Linked DNA regions of Homo sapiens: region 1 is linked to region 2. The links are chromatin loops, found by intact Hi-C in ENCODE. Cell type or tissue: heart right ventricle. All regions are shown on one strand. Each heading gives the region's core, and the rest is flanking DNA. Links, peaks and the distances in the headings are about the cores only.

What was found. Hi-C counts contacts between places; a loop is a spot of excess contacts. Peaks named below come from ENCODE experiments on the same cell type or tissue, not always from the same donor. Only the 100,000 strongest peaks of a DNase experiment are listed, where the experiment ranks them.
Region 1: it touches region 2 in a loop (5-fold over the local background); 21 of 110 quality-filtered maps call a loop at or near these places.

What each region holds. Positions count from the first base shown.
Region 1 is chr9:69,043,693-69,046,291 of GRCh38, forward strand. The region is part of intron 1 of FXN (frataxin); the gene reads left to right. Among named protein-coding and RNA genes, the nearest start is that of FXN, 9.2 kb to the left of the region's middle. RefSeq lists a silencer at 1,081-1,375 and an enhancer at 1,678-2,599. In heart right ventricle, for the core only: no CTCF peak of the experiment used is centred there; no DNase peak of the experiment used is centred there; H3K27ac peaks cover 1,442 bases.
Region 2 is chr9:69,541,587-69,558,323 of GRCh38, forward strand. The region is part of intron 1 of APBA1 (amyloid beta precursor protein binding family A member 1); the gene reads right to left. Among named protein-coding and RNA genes, the nearest start is that of APBA1, 120 kb to the right of the region's middle. In heart right ventricle, for the core only: CTCF peaks have their summits at 8,028 (motif pointing left) and 8,234; no DNase peak of the experiment used is centred there.

The DNA of each region.
Region 1 (2,599 bases), core at 100-2,599, 500 kb before region 2:
TCTGCCTCAGCCTCCTGAGTAGCACAGATTACAGGCACATGTCATCACGCCTTGCTAATTTTTGTGTTTTTAGTAGAGGCGGGGTTTCACCATGTTGGCCAGGCTAGTCTTGAACTCCTGACCTCAGGTGATCCACCCGCCTCCGCCTCCCAAACTGCAGAGATTATAGGCACGAACCACAATGCCCGGCCTCATGTTTTTTATTTTTCAAGTTGAAATGAGGTCTCTCTATGTTGCCCAGGTTGGTCTCAAACTCTTGAGCTCAAGTAATCCTCCCACCTTGGCCTCCCAAAGTGCGGGGATTACAGGTGTGAGCTACCATGCCCAGCCAAGATCAGTGTTAATGAATCAACTATATATATTACATAAGGTGTCTTTAAACAGAAATAAGGTTATATATTGATCGATTGGTAACAATGTTGTGACCAGCAGCTTACAGGGTACCTAGCCTTGTATTTCTCCTATAAATAATTTGCTCGTTGAGTGTTTGTGGCAACTTTGTAGCACATAACTACCAAGAATAAGGACTGTAATAAGAGTACGTCCCTCACAGGATTGTAATGAAGACTGAGTCCATTTACATAAAGGCTGAGAGCAGTGTCAAGCAGATGGAGAACACTGTAGAATGTGCGATAGCTCTAACAGTGGTTATCATGGCTGCCCTCTCACTTCTTCAGAGACATGTGTTTCTAAGGTCTGCACTCTGCCCCACCCTCCCCATCCACTGTCCCCCAGCCCGTTTCCTCCTCCACTTACTTCCCAGCCCTGTGCCTTCTGCCTTCTCTTTTCTGAGTTTGCTAAGGGCACTGCTGGCTCAAGAGCAGTAACTAACAGTCTCTCGCCTCTTCTCTCCATGGCAACCAGTGACCTTTGGAGAATGTAAACCTTATCACCAATCTCTTAAAGCCCTTCGGTGCCTTCCCAGGATGACGTCCAGCTGAGGTCCTTGGCAAGACCCAGGGCGCCCCCTCCTCGCTCCATCACCTCCCCTGTCACCTCCCCTGCATCTCCCTACTCCAGCTGCACCACTCTTGTGCCCCAGTGGCTCTTGTCTGATTATTTCCTTCATCTCCCCAGCTGGTCAGCAGAGCTGGTGGTAATCAACTCAGACCCTGTCACCTGGATGTCCAGCAGTTAGGGACTAAAAAAAATCAACAGGTCACATTCTGTCCTGCAGATCATGATAATAAGATCTGTCAGACAGCAGTCAGCAGTCAGAGCCAAATCTTCTGGACTTCAGCAGGATTCTGCCTCTTGCTATTTCCTGTTGCCTCTCTTAGTGACCTTTTAAGAGCATTGTGGATGCCTCCCAGCCTCCTGCTAACCACCCTGTAACCTGAACAGCCTGCAGCAGCCCTGCCCAGTAGAACTTCCTGATGTGATGGAAATGCTGTGTCTGCACCACTAGCCACATGTGGCCACAGGATTCTCGAAACTGGTGGTGCAGTTGAGGAGCTGACTTTATATTTTATCTCATTAAATTTAAATGTAAATAGCTACGTGTGGCTTGTTGGCTAGCCTATTGGAAAACACGGGCTTAGAGAGACACAGGGAGAATCACTGTAATGCACTAAAAGAAGGTAAAAAAAAAAAAATCCTAAGAAATATTCCTAAAATACTTTAATATAGGGCTGGGTGCGGTGGCTCACATCCAGCATTTTGGGAAGCTGAGGAGGGCAGATCACTTGAGGCCAGGAGTTCAAGACCAGCCTGGCCAACATGGTGAAACCCCGTCTCTACTAAAAATACAAAAAATCGGGTGCGGTGGCGGGTGCCTGTAATCCCAGCTACGCGGGAGGCTGAGGCACGAGAATCACTCGAACCCGGGAGGCGGGGGTTGCAGTGAGCCGAGATCGTGCCACTGCACTCCAGCCTGGGCGACAGAGCGAGACTTCATCTCAAAAACAAAAAACAAAAACCAAAAAAAAAAACTTCAGCATGATTATTTAACCAAAATGCAGGTTAGTTGTTCACCGGATGCAGAGTCCAATTAACAAGAGCAAGGCCTGGTACCAAAAAAAGTGAATTTACTCCGAAACTAGCTTGGGTGAGGGGTACAAAGCATCCTGCCTTTCTTTAAAAGTGCTGCTTCCCCTTGGAAGTAGAAAGTGGACACTTTTATAAGGTAAGGGGGGAAGTGTGCAAGGGCAAGTGGGGGGGTCCCTCTGCTAGTTCCGTGCATACTCTACAGGACAGTTGACTTGGCACCTTCCTGGTTAGTAATAAGCTGTAGCAGTGGCCAAGTGGGCATGCTTTCAGTATGCCCTCCCAGTGAATGAAAGTCCTGAGGCAACCCCCAAGGGTGGAAGTGCCAGGCCACCACCCACTGGAGGTGAAAGTTCCGTGATGGGTTTGCTTTGGTCTGCGAATCTACTGTCATGTGGAGAGATCTGTGCTCTGGAAGAGCATACAGTTAGAAAAGCTTGCCCTGAAGGGAATGTATGGTGAAGGGGAGGTGAAAGGTTATATTTGCATTTCTGAAGGGCTAAGTAGGAAACCGGGAACCAGGGGAGAGGAGAAGAGAAGAGAGGATAATTTTTTTTAAGAAAAGCAACATATTCCCTTTTTCTTAGAAAAAATGGAGCACTCGGTTACAGGC
Region 2 (16,737 bases), core at 6,590-9,089:
TCAGTAAATACTTTTGAGTGAATGAATGAAGAAATCTCTATTTTAAAAGAACTAAATTAAATTAATGTATGTAAAGCAGTTAATGGAGCATTAGTATGCTGTGAATTACTCAATAAGTTAGTAATAAAAACCTAGGAAAAAAATGAGAGAAACATTTGACAGCAAAGGTTCCCAATAAAAAGAGTAAATACACTATAGAAAAGCAGTTTATTTCCTCTTGAATTAATAAGTAATTTATTAAAACTTTAAAAGTAATTTATTAAAATTCAAAAGTAATTTATTTCCTCTTGAAATAATAAGCATGTTATTTTTAATTTTCTTTTTAGTTTCAATTCAGCATGTGTTTGGGACTAAGGTGAACACCAATTCCCTTGGACCATCTGAGTTAATACCTTTTTTCTTTTAAAAATTTTACTTTTATAAAAATAATTTTTTGAAAATAGTTTAAAAATATATCTATTTATAAGGAAACTAATAAACATGTCCAAAATTATATAATTTCTAAAAATTAATGACTATGTTCAGAGCAGTTTTACGTTCTCAACAAAACTGAACAAAATGTATGGAGTTCCCATATACATCTCCTCTTCCCTACCCTGCATACACTTGCCTCCCCCACCATTAACATCTCCCACCAGAGTGGTGCATTTGTTGCAGTCAATGAACCAAGACTGGCACATCGTTATAAAACAAAGTCCATCGTTTACTTGGGAGTTCGCGCATGATGTACACTCTATGGGTTTGAACAAATATATAATGACATGTATCCACCATTATTGTTCCATACAGAATAGTTTCACTGCCCTGGTTTCTTTTACTTAGTAATGTGCATTTAAAATTCCTCCATGTCTTTCTCTGCCTTGAGCGCTCATTTCTTTTTAGCACTGAATAATATTTCATTGTATGGATGCTCCACAGTTTATTTATCCATTCACCTATCGAAGGACATCTTGGTTGCTTCAAAGTTTTGGCAATTATGAATAAAGCTGCTATAAACATCCACAAGCAGGTTGTGTGTGGACATAAGTTTTCAACTCATTTGGGTAAATAGCAAGGAGTGTGATTGTTAGATTGTGTGTATGGTAAGGGTATTTTTAGTTTTGTTAAGAAACTGCCAAAATGTTTTCCAAGCAAAATTATAGAATTTTAATTATGTTTAATGCCCCCTTTTATTCTCAAAAGTGTCCAAGTGTGGGTGATAAATGGTCACTGTACTTAAAAAGGATAATTTCTCCTGAATTACAGAAGGACAGTATTTCACCCTAGTTGTATTTCGTTGAACCAAATCAAAATGAATCACAAATAGCAATTAATCTTCTGAAGACTACTGGGGAGAGAAGAGAGGGCAAGTGAACCAGTTCTCGTTTTCCTTGCAGGAGAAATCAGCACAATGAGGTTAAGAGGCTTCTGCAGGCCCCAGCCAGCCAGCTGCAGAGTAAGAGTGCAATCAAAATCGCTGCAAACTCCATTTACTGTGCCATCCTCTCAAGACCAAAATCTTCCTTTATTGTCCAATTAGTTAGGGTTCCTTAGTTTCTAAGAACAGCACTCAATGGATTTAAAACAGACTGGCAGGCCTGGGAGGGGCCGTGGCCCCTAATTGGAGGGAGCCCCTGGCAGTTCTTTGAGCCTGGACTGCGGGCTGCTGGCAGCTGGCCCTCCACTTCCACTCCCTGCTGTGCTGGGATTTCCCCCCCCCCCCCCCGGCCTGTCCTCCACAGCCTGCACTGCACTTGTGGCTCTGCTTGCTGTTTTGGTTCCCTACTCTGGGGCAGAGCAAGGAAACCTGGAAACCATTAGAAAGTAAAGCATTATAGGTCTGAGGAAGTACTTGATTTTGTACCCTGCTACCTTTCCAGACCGCCACTGATCTGGCCCCCTGTACTTAAAGAAGAAATAGCTCTGGGAGCAGTCCCTCAGTTGTGCTGACATACCAAGTGCACAGGCTCTAGGCTGAGAAGGTCATGCCAGTCAAAAGCACTGCAATAGCATTTCATGTTCCTGGGACTCTTCTATGCGCTTAAATATTATTTAACCCTTATAAGAACTCTAGGAACTAGTTGTTATATTACCCACCTTCAATTTAAGGAGGAGGAAACCAAGGAACAGAAAGGCTGAGTAACTTTCCCAGGGTCACAAAGCAGATAATTGGTGGGGTTAGGATTTTAACTTGCATCATATGACCTGTTCCAGAATCTGGTCTTAATAATGAAGCCATGCATCTCTCCAATTTGCTAGCAATGTCTGAAATTTCCCTGCTTAACCTAATGGGTTAATTGGATCACTCTGCCATCATTGCTTCCATTCAAAGGAGTATTTTGCACAGTATAAAAACAAATTAATTTGGATCCAAATAATTTGACATAAATTGTAGGCCTCTCAAACTCAATTTCCTTCTGGATAAAACAGGCATAGATTCAGTATCCACATTTGTTGCAAGAATAAAATTATGTTTATAAAGTGTGGAGTGCTCGTATCAAGAAACTGCGTAGTAATACTACCTTCTACTACTCTTTTTTGTTATTATTATTTTTAGGCTGAATTTAAACTTTCCTTCCTCAATATCTATGAAAAGAGTTTGCAAACAGTACCTGCATATGTAAGGTACCATTAAGGGATATTTTAAAAACACTTCAAAAGCATTTGCTCACATTTCAACAATCAGCATGCAAATTACAAGTCATGCTTAAATATTTCTTATGGCACATTGCAAAGGACCTTCCCCTGTCACTCTTTGATGGCTGAGTTTCTGTTACTGAATATAGCTGAAAGTAATACAAAGTCAATTTAAATATTATCTATCATTCAGAATGGCTTTCTACCAATTTATTATACATGCATATAACATACTCCCATGCAGTAAGATGTCTTTAGACAGGTTCATGATAATATAAGAAAATAAGGGAACTAATAAAATAAAATTCATGTGCAGAGCTTTCTGTTGAACATCCCAGCCAATCCTCACTACTCATACAGACTTTTAGTCCATACCTAACCTTATACACAGGGTCCTTCATTATTTTGCATAATAGGGACTCCTCCCACAAAAGAATAGCCTTACTATTGATATTGAAGACATATGATGACTAAAACATATAACTAATTTGGTAACATACTGAAAGAATTTAAATTGCATGAATTTTAAGAGCTTCTACAACACATATGCTCAAAATATACCATTTATTTTCAGTCTATAGAGAATGCTTGTTATCTAGGTAGATGGTTTCAAGGAAGGATCCCTTCAGTAAATATAAGTCTCCACCCACCCCCCTGCACCCACCATTCTCTACCCAGGGAGGGCCTTGGCCCACCGGTTAAAATCCAATGTATGGTTCTTCAATGAAGCTAGAAGACACTCTTGGGGGTTCTGTTCAGCTTATCAGAGTTCTACCTTCTCTAGAATTGTTTCTCCACTATCCACATGATCCTAGGACCTGTTTCTTCCCCCTGGCCTTAGCCAATTGACTAGGGGTAGACCCCTCACCCAGAATAGGTCATAGTTTTCTACAGAAATTTAGAAATGGGACTAAGAGATTTCAATTCTCATCTGGGCTGGTTTCATGAATGGAGGAACAAAACTACCTTAGGAGTTGTGACTTAGCCAGACTAAACAAAATGGGCTTGATAGATGATGTGCTAGCCGGCAAAGAAAAATTAAAATGGAGAAAGAACGGACAGATGTGGGAGACTGGGACAAAAAGCCAAAACCAAAATCAAAACACACAAAAAACAAGAGCTGCCTAGATTCTTGCTGGCTTTCCAGTCCCTCATATGGCCAGGCTGCACCTCTGGTTCTTGGAACCTGTAAGACACTTCCCAATTCTTTATATCTTGTCCCCATTTTCTTTCCTCTTTAAGCTAGCTTGAGTTAGTCTCTACTACTTGAAACTGAAAATTCTAGCCAATATAAACAAGAACACAGGATCACATCAGGCAGGGAGACACCTGCTAACTCACGGAAGATGCTTGCAGATAGTCATAAAGCGTTGGATTTTTTTGTTCTTATTATTTATCACATGTTCAATCTGTCTCTCCCTCTGGATTCTAAACACGTTGATGTCAGAGCCTGAGCCTATTCTGCTACAATTTGTAACCGTCAGGGTGACTTTTAAAATGCACATATGTAAGAAGTCTTCTTTACTATAAAGTCATCACGCATTCATGATGATGATTTTATAATGTCCTGAATCTTCTCATTTTGGCTCAGATGTGAAATGACTTTGAATGCAAAAAGAAAGAGTATTTGAAAACAAGATATTTTTGCCAATTAACTTACAAATGAATGACCTTCAGTATATATGCTTGTAAACATCATGGAAGATACAGGTGGAAGTCACCTCTTCAAAGAAAGAGGGGGTATTTGAAGAGCTACTTCTGCTTTAGCTAGAGGGAAAACACTTTTTTATTTTTCATAAGTTTATAAATTTTCTAAAGTATGACAAACTTTGAAATTATACAAGATAAATTTACTTTAAAAAATTAGGAATTCAGACTGAGAATTCTTCAGTCCTTCAGATTGAGAATGCAATCTGAAAATGAGGTTGTCATTTGTATTTGGGGGGTATCATTTGTATTTTTTGGCCTACATTTTATTTCATCAGCATAAAAATCAGCATTTTGCCTTTCAGGCTAACCCATGAAACTGTGGAAATCTGAAATCCTTCTGATCAGAGCATTCACAACAGTAGCAGAGCGAGTTATTCTGATGCGGAGGTCAGTCTACTTCAGTGCTGGGGAAATAACTGCCAGAGATATGTTGTGGGTTGCTTTTCCTGCCCACAGTTCCATTTCTGTAGGAACTGTTCCCACTCAGGGACTCTGCCTGAGCTGCCATGATTTAATTAGGGAAGACCAAGAAAACTGGAGGGAGTAAGATAACCAAGAGGGCGCTGCCCCCTAATGGCTTCCACGGTCACAGATCCATTCCTAGGGTCTGGCCATCCTCTTTTCTGAGAGGTCTTTCTATAGGTGTGACCAATTCCTCCTTAACTAGAACTAGCTTAAGTAAGTTGCCCATTTCTGGGGGGAGAGATACTTTGCAAAGATTAATTTTATCATTTTTCCATGTTAAATACACATGGTGGGCAAAAGAAAAAACATCATAAACTATGTTTCTTATAATATATAACATTAGGGAATAAATCTTAAAGTAAGGAGCAGGAGAGAGCAAATGGTTTAGAGTTAAAAGATATAAACAATAACTTAGGATCTTTAAGAGGCTGCTGAAGCTCTTTGTGCCTCAGTTTCCTGAAGTGTCAATGAAGGCAATGCTGATATGCACCCTTCTGACCCACCTACTTTATAGAGTTACTGCAATGATAAAATGAGATCACATATGTGAAAAAGCTACGGCAGTTTAAAAGTGTTACGCATACATTTAAAACTACTTCTGTTTTGAAATTATTAGGGCTAAATTTAGTATTAAGAAAGTTCCTTTTTCACAGGTTATTTCCTGTTGCTAGAAGACACTTATGAATCTTGTAAGTCTTTAGATTGAGAATCAATTGTCGGAGTACAGAGACCAGTGAGGAATTAAATTCAGTTGCTTAAGAACAGGGCAACCCCTCTTCTCTCACGCCCTCAATATTGTTCTCTCATACAAAAGAAATCCAGAGGGGGACAGTCCAAGGATGGTACTGGAGTTTTACAATACTGTTACGGAACAACTCAGCTCTTTCCAGCTCTCCAGTCAGCCATCCTTAGAGCTTGACTCCCACATTTCCAAGATGGCAGCCTCAGTGCCTGCCACGTGTCTGTATTCCAGGCAGGCAACAGGGACAGGGCATAGGTAAAGAAGGTGCATTTCAGCAGTCAGCTTCTTTTAGAGAGCTTCCCTAGAATCCCCATCTAGTGACTTCCATTTATATCTCCTCAACCAGAAATGTGTCACACTGACCACCCCTAGCTGCAAGGAAAACTTAGAACCAGGGTTGTTGTTTGGCTGGACACCTTGCTACCCCAAATAAAATCTGGGTTCTCTTAGTAATGAAGAAAGGAAGAATGCATATTGAATAGGTCTCTCTTACACTAGCCACTGAAAATGCTGATTACTAGAATTTGAGGCAATTGTATTAATTGTCCATTTTTAAGATAGTTTAATGCTAGACATATTGGTGATACCCTAAAAGAACCAAAGCCCCACTGCCTTGGCCAGTGCCATGACTTCAAGGCTGGAAGAAGATCCAAGCTTTCCCCATTTCAGTCAAGTGCTTTACTCAGCAGTCTACTCCATGTCTGGTTTCCAACACAACCACCACCTGGGGTTCCTACCAACCCAAGAGATGGGTTCAGTGGTGTGGTCAGTGGAAAATGGCCTCCAAAGATGTCCACACCCTGGGTCCCAGAACTTGTACAGATGTTACCTTACATTACAAAGGGATTTTGTAGACCTAATTAAGAGGATGAATCTTAAAATGGGGAGATTATCCTGGATCATCTGGGTGGCCCAACCTAATCATGAGTCCTTAAAAATGGAGAATCTTTTCCAACTGTGTCAGAGAGATGGGACCAAAGAAAGAGGAAAGATTCAAAACATGAGGAGGACTTGGCACAATCCCCTCTCCTGCTGCTGACTTGGAAGACGGGAGAAAGGAACATAAACCAAGCAATGCAAGCAGCTGGGAATGACCCTCAGCCCACAGCTGCATGGAAATGGAAACTTCAGTCCTACAACCTCAGGGACCTACATTTTGCCAACCTGAATGAGTAAGAAAATGGATCATCCCTTAGATCCTCCAGAAAGGACAGAGCCCTGCCGACGCTTTGCTTTTAGCTCCATGGGACCTGTGTCAGCTTCCCATCTACAGAACCTTAAGATAATAGGTTTTTGTTGTTTTATGTCACTACGTTTGTGGTAATTTGTTACAGCAACAATAGGAAACTAATATAAGTGGGTTGGCAGAGGCTGCAAGCTCTTCCGAAATATTCTTCATAGCTTTAAGCAAGCTAATAAATGAAATGTCTCCTTACCTGCACAGAAACAGTTTCTGACAAATTAACGGACTGGAGGCCATTAAAGGGTAAAAGGCAATAGGGTGCTCAGGAGGTAAGCAAGAAAAAGGAAAAGATGGGGAAGGACTGAAACCCTGGAAGAGAAAGAACATGGTTATGTGCTGTTGGAGGCTGCCTGCACCAATGCCATTTGGTCACACATGCCCTCAGGGCTGGCCATGTTGGACATGCTCTAGATTGAACACTCTGCTCATTAACTGGTTGCAATGCTCCCCTCCTCCCCACAAAGCCCCTTTGTTCTTCTCTTTGAGGCAAACAAGTTCATTTGACTTCGGATCTCATCTGGAGTTGAAGTAGCTGACATCTACTTTGTTACAGAAGCAGCTGCTGAGGCAGCAGGACAGCTGAAGCCCTGAAATGCCCGGGGTGGTGGGAACCAGACCTCTTAGAGTAAGAGCAAAGGCCGGGTAGGGCTAGTCTTCATGATGGGCATGCAGGGAAATCACAGGGACAGACTCAAATGTCTACAGGGCCACACAGATGATGCAAATGAGTGAAGCAAGCCAGGTAGAAGAAAAAGCAATATATAGTAGTTACAGAACAGCACAAGCGCCAACGCCAAACAAATCCAGGGGAAGGCCGTTGCAGGCTCTCACTTTGCAATCTCATCTCTAAAGCAAAGGACAGGGCACATTAGTGGATGTAAAGAGTGGGCTGGCTGTCAGTCACCCTGCTAGATGTGGGTTTTGGGGAGGAGAGGCTGTAGCCTTACTGTCATTCTCCAAACACTAAGCCCATGCCTGGGACACTATAGGTGCTTAGAACACTGTTTAAGAATGTCGTAGAGAGGATACACAGCCAGCCGAGGCCTCTGCACTTTTTGTCGTCTTGCCCTCTGCCCCACTTTCACCCAAAGTTGTCTCAAAACCCACATATTTCACTTTTTGCCACTTCGATCCTATGAGTCACCAACTTCACACTCTATCAGAATCATGACATGGCCCATGAATTTTAACTCTCAAGTTCGTCTACGACTTCTCAAAACCCCTCGGCCTCACTGGCCTGTAGGTGACCTCTCGTGGTAAAAGAGGGTAACTGCACAGTGAAGAACCTTTTACATCCGAAAAATTCGATTCATATCAATTCAATCAATAGTTATAAAGTGTCCGAGGAAGAAGAAAAAATAAAAGTAGGGGACCTTTAAAACAAATCGTAACTTTTTCAAAAAAGGAATACTTTGAGGTGGATAGAAACACGGAAAGAAGGCTTACATTGGGACAGAGGAGATATAATTTTCTAATTCATATTTTTCTAACTTATTTCCCAGGATTGCTGAAAAATTGGAACTGAGTTTTCCAATCATTTAGTACAGGCTTTCGATCCTAAAGATATGGCACAGAATCTGGAGTCTGGTATACATAATATGTGCAAATTTGAGGCACATCATTTAAAGTTTCTGAGACTCAGTTTCTACATCTGAAAAATGGGAATAATACCAGTTCCACTTAACTTCTATGATTGTTATGAGGTCTAAATTAGATGAGATATGTACAGTGTTTTCTGTATTGGACCTTATAATCTTTTGGTTCATGATATATTCTCATCAGTCCTCATGCAGCTTGCTTTCATTTATTTAGCTGTTTTATTATAAACTGTACTTGTAACTGTAAAGTGTTGTGCACATATTAACTTAGGGATGCAGTGATAAAAATAATAAACTTGATGGAAAATTATGCAATTTCTTTCCATGATATAAACATGAGTTAGATTGAGTTCTTCTTCCTCCTTTCCTTTTAAATGCTCTCTGGAATTTTTCTCATCCTCTTTCTCAAATCAATTCAGTCATCCTTTATTTTATTTTTTTACCTCTTCTGTATTCAGTTTGTTCCCATATTATTTTATAAGTGCCCTTCAATTAATTCATTAATGTAGGTTCTTATTTGAAATAATACAAAGAGAAATCATGTATTATGGTAGAGGGTTGGAGCAAATTACCTTTAAGTCACTCATTCATCCATTCATTCTGTAAATATTTAGTGAGCTTCTATTATATGGCATTGTGATAAGCACGAGGGATATAAAGTGAATAAAATGAACAAGGTCTTTGCCCTCATGGAACTTACCCTGAGGAGTTTACAATAGAAATAATTAAACATATCCTGTGAGCTCTGAGAAGTGCTGTAAAGAGAATAAACAAGGGTGAAGATACAGGAGATGGGAGAGTGAGCATGTAGTTATCTGGGGAAAAGCATTCCATACAAAGTGAACAGCAAGTTCTAAAGTCCTGAGGTGGGAGCAAAGAGGAGCATCATACAGTCCTCTACCATGTGTAAGTAATTTATTGGACATCTCATGGATATATGTGTACAGTCTATCAATATGCATACATAGATATGTATAAACATAGATATATGTATAAATATATAAGTAAATATACATAAAATACATACATTATATGAATATCTTAAAACCTTATCAGGAGCGTGTTAAACCTTAGCTATGAGAAAAAATAGTATTGACATATCCTGCCTTCAGATAAAGTTCATTAAACATATTTTTGGGACAAGAAAAAATCTGGAAAAGTAATTTAATGGATACTTTTTGGATGGCCTTGGTGACAGATTTCCAGGAATGAGGTCACGGCTGCTTTGTTAACACTGCTATACATTGTCACTTGTAACAGCATATGTAGCTTCACAACTTAACATCAATATTTTAAAAAGTAAAATAATCTGGCTGGGCGCGGTGGCTCATGCCTCTAATCCCAGCACTTTGGGAGGCTGAGGTGGGCGGAACATGAGGTCAGGAGTTCGAGACCAGCCTGTCCAACATGGTGAAACCCTGTCTCTACTAAAGATACAAAAAATTAGCTGGGCGTGGTGGCACACGCCTGTAATCCCAGCTACTCGGGAGGCTGGGGCAAGAGAATCGCTTTAACCCGGGAGGCGGAGGTTGCAGTCAGCTGAGATCATGCCACTGCACTCCAGCCTGGGTGACAGGGTGAGACTCCGCCTCAAAAAAAAAAAAAAGTAAAATAATCTGTTTACTTTGTAAACATTAGCTTATGGAATTTCAGGACCAATCTCTTTGTTTTCTGTATTTTTTCTGCCAATATTACATGATTTTATTACAAAAGAAGTCTGGGTGAACTTTTTTATTGCTGGAACGAAAATCCTAATTACTCTGTATCATGGAGTTTGAAGGCAAGGAGAAACAAGGCTGTTGAAAGGTTCCATGAAATCTCTATCAGTGCAAAACCTGTGTACCATGAAATGGTAAATCTGCAACATTTCATTTTTTCTTCTAATCTTCGCTGTACAGACAGTTGCAGGCTTTCTCTTTCTCTACTTCCCTTAATTCCATAAAACTTTAATGCCTACTCTGCAGAAGGCATGGCATCTATGGTTTGAGATGGAAAGACACACAGGAGGGGAAGAACTGACTTGTGCTGAGAGGCCAACATGAAACTGTTCAGAGTTTTAAAGACATATCACACAGTTCACTATGGACAGAAACTTGGAGGTGGCAGTTCCTGCAGAAGTGTTGGGAATATGGCTGGAAAGACTGAGAAGAAAGTATCCTGAAAGCTTTGAATATGACAATGGAAGAGGCTGTTTACAAAATTTTCAGCCATCATGAGGATTTTAAAAAGGAAAAAATGAAATGATAGCACCAGTGTTTGCCTCCAAGATGATCTTCACAAGTTGGGTGATTATTACATTTAGGCTGAGCCTAGATATGTCCTCCACCTTGCTTGATTCATTGTGTTTTTCTGTTCAAGTATTAGAAAACACGTACCACAGAGCGAATGGAGAGTAATCAGCTAATGGCTCATTATTTATGTATAAAATGAAGATGTCCTGCACGAAAATCAATTCACATTGAGTTCAAATGCACACTCACATTCATCTCTAAGTAACTTATTCCCCCACTACCCCCATGGAGGATTTTAACAAACCCAAGCTGGGAAGATGAATTTACAACCCAATTTGTTCTTTTCTCCAAATTGAAATATCAATGCATCCAAAGAGAGATTTAAAATCAATGACACTTCTAAATTCAACACAGATACGCTGTCTAGCATTTCAAGACTAGAACTTATTGTTAAAGTGAGTACTGTTTATACTGTTTATTCTGTTTCAGAGCAAAAGCTATACTTAAAAAAGTTGAGATCCAATTCATTCATGTACAGGAAGCTACCCTGACAGGTTTCATTGGGTTTTAAAATCAGAGTTGAGTGGTCGCTTCAATTTTACAGAAATGGAGTTTATAAAATGTAAACCCTAGAGAGACTGATATTTTTCAGAGTTAATTTCCTTCTACCCTCACCTTGCTCATCTCTGCAAATGAAATGGTGCCCTTTCTTGGGCTTTTTTTTTTTTTTTTGATAGGGTCTTACTCTGTTGTCCAGACTGAAGTGCAGTGGCACAATCTCAGATCATTGCAGCCTCAACCACCAGGGTTGAAGCAATCCTCCCACCTAAGCCTCCTGAGTAGCTGGGAATACAGGCATGTGCCACTACACTCGGCTAATTTTTGTATTGTTTTTGTAGAGACAGGGTTTCTCCATGTTGCCCACGTTAGTGTTGAACTCCTGGGCTCAATTGATCTGCCTGCCTCGGCTTCCCAAAGTGCTGGCATGAGCCACCATGCCCAGCTGGCACTTTTCTTTTAATGGAGGTATAACTTAGATACCATAAATGCACAGATCTTAAATGTACAATTTGATGAATGTGTGTATGTGTGTGTGCGCTTGTATACACATCCTTGTAAGATATAAACCATTTCCATCACCCTAGAAAATTCCTTTTTGCCCCTTCTCAGCCAATACTTCCCCTTACCCCTATAGGTAACTGCTATTCTCACTTATATCATCAGAGATTAGATGTACTTGTTCTGTTCTTGAACTTCATAAAAATCTAATCTTAGAGTATATACTCTTTTGTGTCTGGCTTTATTAACTCAATATAATGATTTAAAATTCACCCATGTCATTGTATCTATCAGTAACTCAGAATTTTTCACTGTTGAGCAGTATAGCATGGTATGAATATACTTCAATTTGTTCATCCATTATTTTACTGATGCACATTTAGGTCACTTCCAGCACGGACACTGTTTTTGACAGATTTCCATGGGGGTTAAGACTGGGATAGATGGACATAGCAAATGATCTGAGAATTCTAAGTTTAGGAGCCACAGATCTTTTCTACAGACTGTTCTACATACTTTACATCACAAGTTCCTGCCACAAATAGAATATACCTTTCTCACACCCTATAAAGTATCTGAATCAAAATGATTAAGCATCCAATTAAATATATTTGGTTCAGCGTGGTGCTAATAAACACACAAGTGTGGACTGAATCTTATATGGTCTTATTGGTTTTTCTGGTGAAAAGGGCTCCATTTCCAGGTCTTAGAAAACAACAGAGACCCCCTTGAGCCATCTCAGCAGGGCATGCAATTGAGCACAAAGGTGACAGAAAGTGTGTGTCACCTGGAAAAACTCATCCAGATTAGAAACTAAGCCCCTAGTATATCATGTTCAACTTGGGTGAATTGTAAAGACATTGAAAAAAGCAACATATTCAAATACCTACTGTTTACAGTGTCAATAAAATGCTACGGAAATATTAATGGTAATAGCATACATTGATTCTTCCATAGGACACATACTATCTTTAATCCTCACAACACTACCAAGTGAGTATTGTTCTTCCCACAGTTCAGGTGAAGAAGCAGACTCAGGGGCATTAAGTAAATTAAGAGTAAATTAAGGTCATGTACTTAGTAAGTAACAGACCCAGAACTTGATCCTAGGGTGTCACATTCTAAAGCCCACCCAATTCTCCTTACACTAAGACATCTTTATACAATTAGTAGGCACCATATATTCTATACTTGAAGAAGTTAGATATAGGTACAACTAACTCACTTGTGATCCATTAGTGGTTTTTGATGATGAGAACTGCAAACCTCTAATATCTCCATTCCAAAATGATCAGCACCCAGAGAAACTCTAGAAGTTTCCAGCGGCACACAAGGAGCTTAAATATTATACAACAAAGACCTATGTGCTCATAAGAACAGCTTTCCTCAGTGCCTCCATGATACACCAGTCAAAACATTTCATCAGTTCTAATTTTTTTCTACCTTAAAAATAAGATTATTTTGAATGAGAGATTTTGCTACTGCCTCTCAAATAAGCACACACTTTAAAAATAGCAAAGAACAGCAGATATTTTTAGGGTAAAAAAAAAACACACATGGTGATGTCCTCAGATTCCAAAGATAAGTCTTTTTATGAGAGCTTTTTCTATTTATTTTGATTCAGTAGTAAGAACACCTGCAGAAAGATCAGCTCTCTTCACAAGACCATTTCTTAAGCATTCATCGCAGACATAACAGATGATAGCATGGAGACAGACTAAGCTAAGAGAGCTGGAGCACAACTGATGATTCCTACGTCCCGCACGTGTTCTAAGAAAACGACATTCCCATAATTCAGGCATTCAAAACTAAGTGAGGCATGGCAGACAAGAGCATTGCAACATCAGAAAGTCATTTTGCTTGGAGACGGTCCAGGTTTCTTCCAAAGAGTAGTAGATTATTTAACCACAGAGATAAGTTTTAATAACATTTGTGCAATCATTTTTCAATGCATGGGAGGAAACAAGCTATAGCATTGGGCTGTTTCACCCAGATTTAAAACATTCCTTAGACTGTGTGGCGAGGGAATAGAAGGAATGGATAACCAGGCTGGTGGTGCTAGATACCACACACCCTTCACCCTCCCTTGTATTCTATTTGACTATATGAGTTTTGAAGGCTGGGGCTACATAAAATGTCATTTGTCCTTTTTATAAGCATATTTTCTGTGTTATGTAAAATATCCATAAATATAAATTTAATGCCTGCAAGTATTATCTCATATGTTGTGCAGTAATTTGTTTAATCATTGGCAAAATTCAAAGAATGAATCATCTCAATATAGAAAAGGGTGCAGAGAACCAGCCATCTATCCTTCTATACTGGCATACTTGGTAGTATATTTGGTATTTAACAAACATTTTGGCAAAATATAAAAAAAGTTTTATCAACTTAACAAGATTCATCAAAATATTTAATGCCTTTTTAAAATTAAAATGTCTAGAAATAAGTAACTAAAGTAGAATTTTAGCAATGAGAAAGGATACTTCATGGTTGCTTTAATTTACATCTGTTATTACTAGTGAGTGGAACAGTTTTTGAGATGCATACTAGCCATCTGATTTTCTCTTTAGGAAACTGTCATGTCCTCTGCTCATTTATCCATTGTGGCCTTAGTGTTATTCATAAGAATTATAATAAGCTAGTTATATAATGAGAATATTATCCATTTATCTGTTAAAGTTTGTTTATGACTCAGGTGCCTGTTTTAATCTAAACCTAAAACTGATCAACCCCAAAAGAGGAAGCAGTTAAGTGGCAACAACAAAGAAAAAAAACAAAAACCAAACCACTTTCATATTTCTAGCTCAAAACAAATAGCTACTTAAACACAAAAGCATTTAGAAATTCTCCAACAAGGGACTCACATTCAGTGAATGAAGTCTTTCATAGGAACCCTTAAAGCACAGCAATGATATAAACATAATGAAGAGAAATCTGTTACTATCACATTGACATGCCTCCCCACTTTATATCAAGTGGAAAATATCGAATCAGTTCAAATATATCTGGATCTAAAACAAAATCAAGTTTCCTTTGGTCAGCAAGAACAAGCCACAGCATTTACATCTTTGTTCAGTCCACACTAAAGACTGAAGTCTTGGGGACAAGTATAAGAAGGCAGAGAGATCCTGGACACACCTAGACTGGAGGAAGTCTGTGGTCACACTTGTGCTGGACAGCCTGTCGGAGTTTACACAACTGCAGCCAAAGACAACTTCCACTGCAGTGAGAATTCTGATGCCCAGGGCCAGTTTGTGGCCCAGTGCAGTTGTACTTTATTATTCTTTGCCAAGGGACCAATAGTTAGCACTTTTAGAAAAACACGAGCCTCTGCATTATTTATTCCTTAGAGATAGGGGATGATGCCCAGTCTCAACAGTTGCTTTGGCTCTTTAATTATATTGTAAAATTAACTGTGACAGGTTGTTTTATTTCTTTTGTGTCAACCAAAAGCACCCATGGGATACATAATTTGGTGATCAAAGCCTTAATTTAGGAAAGTTAAGAAAGATTTTAGGAAACAGACTGATATCTAATGTGCAGAGGCAGCGTGGAAAAGGAAATTAGCAAACATTCAGCTAAAATGTTCTCAAGGGCAGGGACTCATAGTAATAATGGAGTCATTTCAAGCTTGAAGGAGGTTACCTATGGGAGACTGCCAGATCGCTTCAGGGATCGCTGCGTTTCATCAGCCTAAAAATGGAGCTGCCTCTAGAATTTCTAGGTCAGCAAAAGATAAAGAGGAGACACTAAAATCTAACAAAATGAGAGGCTGGCATGAAACATTTATAAGGGGTTAAGAATGCTGTAGATGAACAAATTAGGAGGCTATACACCAAATCTAGAATATTGTATCCACGATCATGAATACTATTATTCATAAAACATGGACAAAGGAGGTGAGACAATTTGATATCTAAGTAAAATGCCCATAATCTTCCTGATAAAGCCTGAACTCACCCAACTCCACAAAGAGAATCTATGGCCAAGTCTTCTCAGGGTCACATAGCTCCTTCAGCCATGACAAAGTGTAGGTGCTTATTAAATGGGTTCTAGTAGATAAATAAAGCCTTATCTTCATCCAGGAAGAAAATTATTTCATCCATTTTCAGTATCTTCAAAGCAAGATTTTACACAACTTCACCTAGAGGTGAACTCCTGGCAATGAAGAACAATGAATAACCCAAAATTCATCACAGAATCCATAAACCTAGCCTTAGGCAATAGCTTCTTCCTCCTCCTCACCCGCTCCCTCCTGCTGCCCTGTTGCCTGCCATCAGAAATGTTTATGACTCCAAGATGACTGATAACACCTTTCCCTTCTTTGAACACAGATATCAATGAGTGGTCGAAAGGTGAGAGAGTGGGCAACAAGATGGAAAGGCAGCAGCAGGCATTTGGCTTGGATGGTTTCTGATAATGCAGTCACTTTGAATGTTCAAACCAGAAGCCATAGGCTGCAGAATGGTTTCCTTTTGCTTTCGCCTTAAGAAGGTGCATTCTCTCCTGTTTGCCACAAGCCTCAGTGCTCCCGGTTGTCTTCTATTTTGCCTGGTTTACCCTTTACTGATACTCCTTTTCTGGCTGAAGATATAGATTCCATTCTTATAAATGATGTATGTATGTTGTGCTTGAAATGTATATTGTCTAACTTGTGGCAGGAATCTTTATATAGCACAAAGGTCACATTCATTAATTGTGCTGTTCAAATCTTCCACAACTTTGATCATTTCATTTTCTGAGGCATACATGTTAGAATCTCTGATTATAATTATGAATTTGTCTATTTCTCCTTGTCATTCTATTAAATTTTGCTTACTTTGAGAGTTCAAGCTCAAGACTTTAATGGCTTTCTGATGAATTATTCCTTAAAATTATCTGTGCATTAAAGTCTATTTTGCATGGCAGTAATGTGGTTTTTATTGGCTCTCAATTTTTAAACTGTCTTCCTGATTTATCTTTTTCTACCCCTTTGCTTTGTGTTATTTGGCTTTGAAAGTCTCTTATAAATAGCATGGAGGAATCTCCATCTTCTAACAGATGTTAAACATTAAATCTGTTAATAAATTA